2 separate regions of the Homo sapiens genome follow, and region 2 is linked to region 1. Evidence: chromatin loops called from intact Hi-C (ENCODE). Cell type or tissue: ovary. All regions are shown on one strand.

Region 1 (4,000 bases):
AGGGTGGGGTCCTCATAATGGGATTAGGGCCCCCCTAAGAAGCGGCTCCAGACAACTTGCTTCCCTCTCCTGTCACTGCCATGTGAGGACACAGGGAAAAGGCAGAAGAATTTCTGAAAGTCAGAAGAATTTCTCACCGGGGAACCAAGTTGGCTATCACCTTGATTTTGGACTTCCCAGTCTCCAGAACAGTGAGATATAATTATTCACTGTTTAAGGCACTCAGTCTATGGTATATTGTTGTGGTAGCCCAAGCTGACTAATGTAAACCAAAATTAAAATTCTAAGGCCCCTCAACCATCTGAATGAACCCTTCCTCCTGGCCAAGGACATTCCAAAATTAACCTGAAGAACAAGTTCAGGCTATGATGGGAAGGGGGAGCTGGACATGCCTCATTATACCCTCCTCCCTTTTGGAATTACTGGTAGAACGGACTCTAAGTTTGATAAGAAACATTTACAATTTATTCTCTCTGAAGTCTGCTACCTGGAGGCTTCATCTGTATGACAAAACCCTGGTCTCTATGACCTCTTATTGTACCCAGACATTCCTTTCTATTGATAATAACTCTTTCAACCAATTGCCAATTGGAAAATCTAATCTACCTATGACCTGGAAGCTCCCACTTCAAGTCATGCTGCCTTTCTGGACTGAACCAATGTACATCTTACATGTATGGATTGATGTCTCATATCTCCTTAAAATGTATAAAGCTGAGCTGTACCCCACCACCTTGGGCACATGTCAGGATCTCCTGAGGATGTGTCATGAGTGTGTCCTTAACCTTGGCAAAAATCAACTTTCTAAACTGATTCAGACCTGTCTCAGGTACTTTTGGTTTACATTAATATGAGTGCTACCTCATAGAGGAGCAAATCGAGACCCAGGGAGGCTATGTCATAGCTTACCTAGGGAGAACTAGAAGATGATGAAGGCAGGAGTCAAACTCACATAGTCTCACTCCAGAGTCTGTATTGCTCATTACTATGGTCAAATGCCTGCAATGAAGGCAATAGCTTGTGTATTCTGGCCTCCTCTTCTGCCATCCTGAAACTCCAAATTATGCCATCATGTGGACTCACAAAAGATTGTGTTCAGGCTTCCACTGTATGTCTCATGTGTTTTGGAGTTTGTGCCCTCTACTCATCTGGGAGCCTGGTAATGGCTGGGACTTTTTTTCATTTCCACTCCCTCAGTTCTTAGTGCAGTGCCTGGGTAGGTGTTTACTAAATCTTGTTAAGTGAATATGTGTAAAGACGAAACAGCCTAATCTCACAAAGTTTTACAAATAAGAATAAATCATGTGAGTTCTTTGCAAAGAAGAATATTGCAGTATGACAGGCTGATTTGGTAATAACTCAGCTAGCAGAGACCTGCTTAAACAGTTACCCAAGCCCGAGAAGGAGCAATTTTGTGCTGTCTTATGATAGTCTGAATGGACTTAGGGGGATACCAGTTTTCTGTTTTGCTCTTGGCCCCTTGCTCATAAAAAGTACTACTGCAGGTTGGGCTGCTGCAGAAGCAGGCTCTGAGATAGAATCTAGTGTGCAGGATATTTATAAGGAGGGTCCTTGGGATCTATGCATTCCACAGGAAGAGACTAAGGCAGAACTGGGTAGAGGAAGAAGTTGAAATGTGGTGCAGGCCCAGTGACGGCCTGGCTGAGCTCATGAGAGCTCTTGAGCTAGAATGGTCTTGCTAGAGTTGAGCCAGATGGCAAGGTCTTCTTACTCCAAAGCTATTAGTCACTAGATATGGGCTGCCCAGGAGGGGCTTGATCATGAGCAAGGCAGCTTGCCTGAAGGGATGGCAGCTGAAGGCTGTCTGTTGACAGACTTCCAGCAGCTGGGACAACAAGCTCTTATTTCAGGGAGGTCTGGGTGGTGTATCTCAGTGTCCCACACATGAACATTACTTTGGAATGAGTGTTTCCACAGCACAGGAGCCCAGCATGGTGAGTATTCTCATTATTACAGAATATTACTTTCATCTCTTGAGCCGGATTTTCTTTTATGACTCTTGGCAGATGCCCAAAGATCCTATGTCTGTGTAGCATCTTTTTGAAAGGTTTTTTCATACATAATATCTCTTATATGAGATTCCTTTCTAAGAACACTCTACCTCCCAGAGTCTGGCTTTAAATTTGTTTTCTCATGTTTCCTTCATATCTCAGAAGAAAAAGTTCCCTCCCCCTTTCTCAGGTTAATTTTTCTTCTATTACTTTGACTTGCCCCTTCTTGATCTCCTACAAAACCTAGTTCTTTCAGTGAGTCTCAAGTCCCCTCAATGTCTTTCCTCCCCTATGCAGGGTAAGCCCTAGAATATTATTGTATGGGAAATCGGGTCTTAGTAAGAGAGTAAACACAATGATGTGTGGGCATAGAAGCAGGGAGGCCAGGAATGAGATGCAGCTCTGCTAATGAAATACAATTTAACACACTATAAGCAGGGATTCTTCTAGGAAGTTTTGATGAATAATTCTTAGTTGCTTATTCCTCTGACGAGCCCCTGAGGGTTGTATCAGTGGAAGGTCTCATGGTGAAGTAGGAGGAATGTGGTTTTTGGAGTTATTCAGGACTGATTTTGACTTATAGCCAAGTCAACTTGCTAGCTGTGTAACCCCTCAGTTTAATCAGTTTAGTTACCTTCTCTTAGCTTTAGTTTCCTCATCTGGAACACATGGCTTATGAAGTCCTCCCTCAAAGGGTTGCTGTGAAGGGGACACTCAATGAGATGACACAGGTGAAGACTTGCATAGCATCTGGCACGTGGTATACTCTGTCACGCACACGCTGCTTCCCCACTGAGGCAGTTGCACTGGGAGTCCAGCTGGCCAGGTGCCACCTCTCCTCTGGCTCATTCACGCATGTGGGCCCCACTACTTTTTGATTTTACATTTAAACCCAGTGCTCTGAATTCCTGTCTTGCCTTTATTGGTGAGATATCTCCATCTCAGTTACAGCTGAGCAGGTGTATTATGAGCTGAGTGAATGCAAGATTGAACAAATAAAAAATACAACATGTAAGTGAACTCAAAAAAGGCTTTTGGAGTACCCTGTAGTTCAAATGGTTTGTGCTTATTCCATTCACAGATGGCACATTCTATCTGCAATGACTACCAAGCTAAGTATGGCAAGATGGTTTCTTAGTATGATAAGAGACTAATAGGACCCTACTTCTCATTTGTTAACCCCTCACAGTGTACCAATATTAAACAAGGTATTTTAAAAAGATCTGTTCCTGTCTTTGTGGTTAATTTTTAAGAGTTAAAATTCTTCTTGTTCTATGAGCCCCTGAAAATTCATTTTAAATCAACAGGCAAAGAGCCAGCTACGAGGAAGGGCAGAGCAAAAATAAACTTTATCCAGCAGTCATGTCTTAGGGAAAGAATTGGACAAACCTCTTCCTTGTTTCAGTAGAAACTTCAATACGTGTAACAGAATTAAGGAACAGCTAGATTGATGCTTGTAGAGGCAAAAAGATATAGAGAGTATATATATTTAATCAGACTAATCAAGCACACATCTGTAAGTGAATTTAAAAAATGACTTTGCTTTGAGGAAGTTGACTCTCATTTTGGTTTGTTTCATGATTGACTGAATTATTCTCTGTCTTGCATGTCACCTTATTTGACTTGACACTAATCTGACAGAGGGATGTACAGGAAAATCTGCAGGCCTGGGTGTCAGCCCTGAGTCAGGACTCTGACTCTGTTGCTTCTTAGCTGTGGGACCATGGGTAAGTTACTCAATCCTCTGACCTTCAGTTCCTTCAATAGTAAAATGAGGTTTTAATACTTACTTCTACTATAGTGTGTATAAAATGTAATACATATAAAGTGCCAGGAGTGAAGTAGGTATTAAAAATGCTATAGTTCCTCTCTCCTTGCCTGCTAATTTCCAAAATATCCTATGGCTTTTAGTCATATGATAAATTTTGGTTGCTACCATTTTTCCCTATTAGGCACTATTTACTGATACAGAATACTCTATACTTAGT
Region 2 (4,000 bases), 250 kb after region 1:
ACTATAATTTATTTTGTTAGGTGCATTTAAAAAAAAAACACATAAGCCATCAGTAGCTTAGTTGGCATGCCATTGGTTCAAAAAATCAGTCTTTAATTCAGCAAAGATTGATCAAGGAGATACTACGTGCAAAGCACCTCCTAGTCCATGAGGTAGATGAACTGGAGTAGTGTTAAATAAATGGAAGATTCTAGAACCACATGACATTAAAGGAACACTGGACAACAAATCTGCCCATCTCACATCCTTCTTTTCCTGGCATCTTAGAAAGACAATCTTCCAGAGTTAATAGCCAAGGATGAAGTAAGAGAGGCCCCTTTCACTTCTCAGCAACTCCATTACATCATGGTGGCATCTGAATGATTGAAGGCTGTGCAGCCTTCTTTTCTGACATATGCCAGGGAGACAGATGTTAAACTTGTCTGTTGATTGACTTGGTAAGATGAGTCTCTCAACCTGGTCTTAAGAAAAAGGTAATAGCTTGGTGTCACAGGGTATGCTGCTTAGAGAAATAGGAGTCAAATCTGTGCCAGACTTTTCTCAGAGACACTAGAACACCAGGCTTTCCAGAACAGTAACAACTGCAGCAGAAGCAAAAGGGTAACAATCGTAACTGCCATAAACGGAACACCAGCTGTGTGTCAGGCATGCAGATACTATCTCCATTTTGTAGATGAGAAAGTCAAGGCTCAGAGAGATTAAGTAATTTGCTCAAGGTCACAAAGTCAGTTACTGTGATAGTTAAAAGCACAAGTTTTGGCCAAAGACTGACTTGGGTTGAAAACCAAATGATTAACTATTAATCACTTAATGATAAAGTTATTAATCATTAATTAATGAATCTCTCTGCTGCTTAATCTCCATCGAATCTCTCTCTGCTGCTTAATCTCCATCTGCCACCTTGTTAGAATGGATCTAACACCAGTTTTGATGTTTGACTGCTGACAGCCTGTAAGACTCACTCCTCCCTCTTCTTCCACCCCCAGCCCCCATCTTGACAAGCTGATTAGAAAGCCTGGGTACTTTCTCTTTGGTATGGGCTGGAATTTTAAACCATGTATGAGAACCCTCACCCTGCCATATTAGTCTCCTTTCCTTGCTCTCTTAAGCTATTATTGAACCTGCTTAGGGGCTGCCATGCTCTTCCCAGAAAGCCTCGTTATGTGAGTTAAGCCTTTCATACCCTCTTGGCATATGTGTGGCATCATCAGTTTCAATATCCAAACCAAATGGGGTCCATCCTGTTTCTTCAGGATAAAGACACTCTGAACGCATTGATCCTCTAATCTGCCTATGCCCTGGGATTGATCTGCAAAGCATCATCACTCTCTCTTGCCCTCTGGCTTCCCATTGGGTTTAGTCAACAAGAAGCACAGATAGATCAGAGGGAGGAGGAGACAAAGGTTGAGGCATTTCTTCTGCGCTTCTCCCTGACTTGGTACACGTTTCCGGCTGTTGCAGCATCCCTGTATGTCAGCTCCCACCAGGCAGCCCCCTGACCCCCCGCAACATGCCACCACTCACTCTTCCCTTCGGTTGTCCCTCCAGCACTAGGGGTGGTAACAGTGTGCCAAGGCTGCAGTCTCTGGGTGCCTCAACATCCATTGCTGGTTCCCTTATCCCTGCCCCACCTCTACAAGGAGTCATCTCTTTAAAGTTTCCTTATTGGAATCATCTGAATTCAATTATTTCCTCCCAGTACCCTGACCGATACACTAAGCCTCAGTCCCCTCACTTGTAAAATAGAGATGACTAATACTATTTGATAATAAGTCATAGGATTGTTGTAATAATTAAGATAATTCAGGCAAGCATTTAGTATACTACCTATATGTGCAATGTAAACTCTCCGTGTCTCTTCTTTAGTAAAATGAGGGTAATGATACCTATTATAAAGATTATTCTGAGAATCAGATCAAATTTAGGAAAATCAGCTAAGACAGACATATTACTATTGTTATTATTATAACTTACAACAGCAATAATAATAATGAACAGTGACCCTGGAATTAAAAATCCAGGTCTCTCTGTTTGTAAAGTTCATGCTTTTCCCACCAGACTACACTTTCTTCTTTAGAGAAAAGAGGTCAGACATCCCCCAGCCTGTCTTGGAAATATCATATTTAGACTGTTACATGAATTAAATCATTCCTTATTTCTTACTTAAACAAAGCTTCTCCAGCTCAACAGATTTGTCAGTTAAATGGGAGCTCGCCAAAAGAACAAAGTGTACTGTTTTCCTTTTAACATCTCAATGCCAGACATGATTCCATGTCTTTCACCCACCAGGGACTTTCCGGAACATCATCTCATAAGACAGCCAATGAGAATTCAATATAAATCACTGTAATTAGTATTCAAATGATAGGTGTTTGTCACAAGTCCATTATCAGAAACCAAATATTCATTAGGCAATAGACATGACCTTTAGAGCTTCTAAACATTTGTGACCACGGCTCAAGATGCTCCCCATCTGCCAATGCTCACAGAGGCAGCTCATAGGAGAGAGAAAATTCTGTAATCTTTAAAAATAGCCAGGAAATGTGATTCCCAGACAGAAAGATTTCCAGGTCATGGTGACACAAATAATACACTATGTGTATACAGGATGAGGATGAACTATAGAAGGAGATAGAAAAGCTGTGGAATATTGTAAGGATTTGGGTGATGATAGAAATAACCTAAGTTTGAGAGATCATCCTTCTCTGAAGGCTCCTCCACCCACCTTCCTCAACATTTTTCCTACGAACTGTCTTCTTTTCTCCCAGTGGTGCAGAAAGCAGTGAATTACAAAGTCAGTGTTCTGGGGAAGCTACCAACTTGGGAGAAGGGTTCCATTATCCAAATAATCGAAAATTATCATAGCTCCAGGGCATAACCTCTTAACAGATGAATCATGGACAGGAACCTGGCTCTGGGTATGTTGACAGCAAGGTGTAAGGAAGAACATACGGGCTTCAAAGCAGAAAAACCCAGGTTCAGGTTCTGACTCTGCTACTTTCTAGCTGTGAACCCTTGAACACATCACTCGGCCTCTGTGACTCTTCTGTAGTAAAATGAGGGTAGTGACACCTATTATAAAGGTTATTCTGAGAATTGGATCAAATTTAGGAAAATCATCTGGCACAGATATAGTATATCTTTAATCAACATAAGAGCTATTGTTGCCTTGGCCTCTAAGTACATAACTCAAACAGAGCTACCATATGAGTAGGCTCCATGGGAAATTATACCTTTAATACACCAGAGCACTAACATGGGAGTCACAGGACCAGGATTCTGGCCTAATGTTGCCAATAAATTGCTATGTCATCTTGGGCAAGTCACAGCATTTCCGTTGAGCTAAATAGCTCAAGGGGGCCCTTGAGCTATTTTTAAAATCTTGGAGAGTCCAGTGGGGAGCACCTAATTATTGGAGCTGAGGCTGCACCAGCTCTGCCCTTGCTTTTGGAAGAAATTATCTCATAGTCTCATGATATTCTGATTATTTTACTTCAATCTGTCTGGCATTCTAATTGGCAGCTGCATATGACTTTACCTAACAAAAGTGAAAATTATCAATGAACTACTGAAAAAGTTTAGGGTTTTAATAGAAAGATCTGACAAAATATATGGGAGAGATTTTAAAAAGAGATCCCTGGTGATGCAAAGTCTCAGAACCATCTCCCAAGGTACTAATTGGCTCTACCATATTCTATTTCTAGCATCCTCCTTAAAGATCCTGATTCTCCAGAATTTTCTCCCGTAAGAGGAGATTTAAAAATGTTTCAACTCATTATTCCCCTGCCTCTTCTCACCACACAAATGCTGTTACTAGTCATGTGACACTGACCACAGGCCGCCAATCTTCATACAGTGGCCTCTTTCTGGCCATTGATCGTCTAAGATGAACAGAATATTAAATATTAACTTATTCTTTCCAAAATAATTATGGAGTCTATACTCTGGGCAAGGTCTTGTTCTAGATAATGGAATATAGCAGTGAACAAAACAGACAAAT

What was found. Hi-C counts contacts between places; a loop is a spot of excess contacts. Peaks named below come from ENCODE experiments on the same cell type or tissue, not always from the same donor. Only the 100,000 strongest peaks of a DNase experiment are listed, where the experiment ranks them.
Region 2: it touches region 1 in a loop (3-fold over the local background); 1 of 110 quality-filtered maps calls a loop at or near these places.

What each region holds. Positions count from the first base shown.
Region 1 is chr5:74,038,423-74,042,422 of GRCh38, forward strand. All of the region lies in intron 2 of LINC02122 (long intergenic non-protein coding RNA 2122), which reads right to left. LOC105379035 (a long non-coding RNA gene) reads left to right here and starts at 1,629. Exons shown (of 3, transcript XR_948476.3): 1 at 1,629-1,955; 2 at 3,654-3,739. In ovary, no CTCF peak of the experiment used is centred here; a DNase peak (open chromatin) is centred at 1,754; H3K27ac peaks cover 510 bases.
Region 2 is chr5:74,286,538-74,290,537 of GRCh38, forward strand. No RefSeq gene overlaps it. Among named protein-coding and RNA genes, the nearest start is that of LINC01335, 20 kb to the right of the region's middle. In ovary, no CTCF peak of the experiment used is centred here; a DNase peak (open chromatin) is centred at 2,471; H3K27ac peaks cover 398 bases.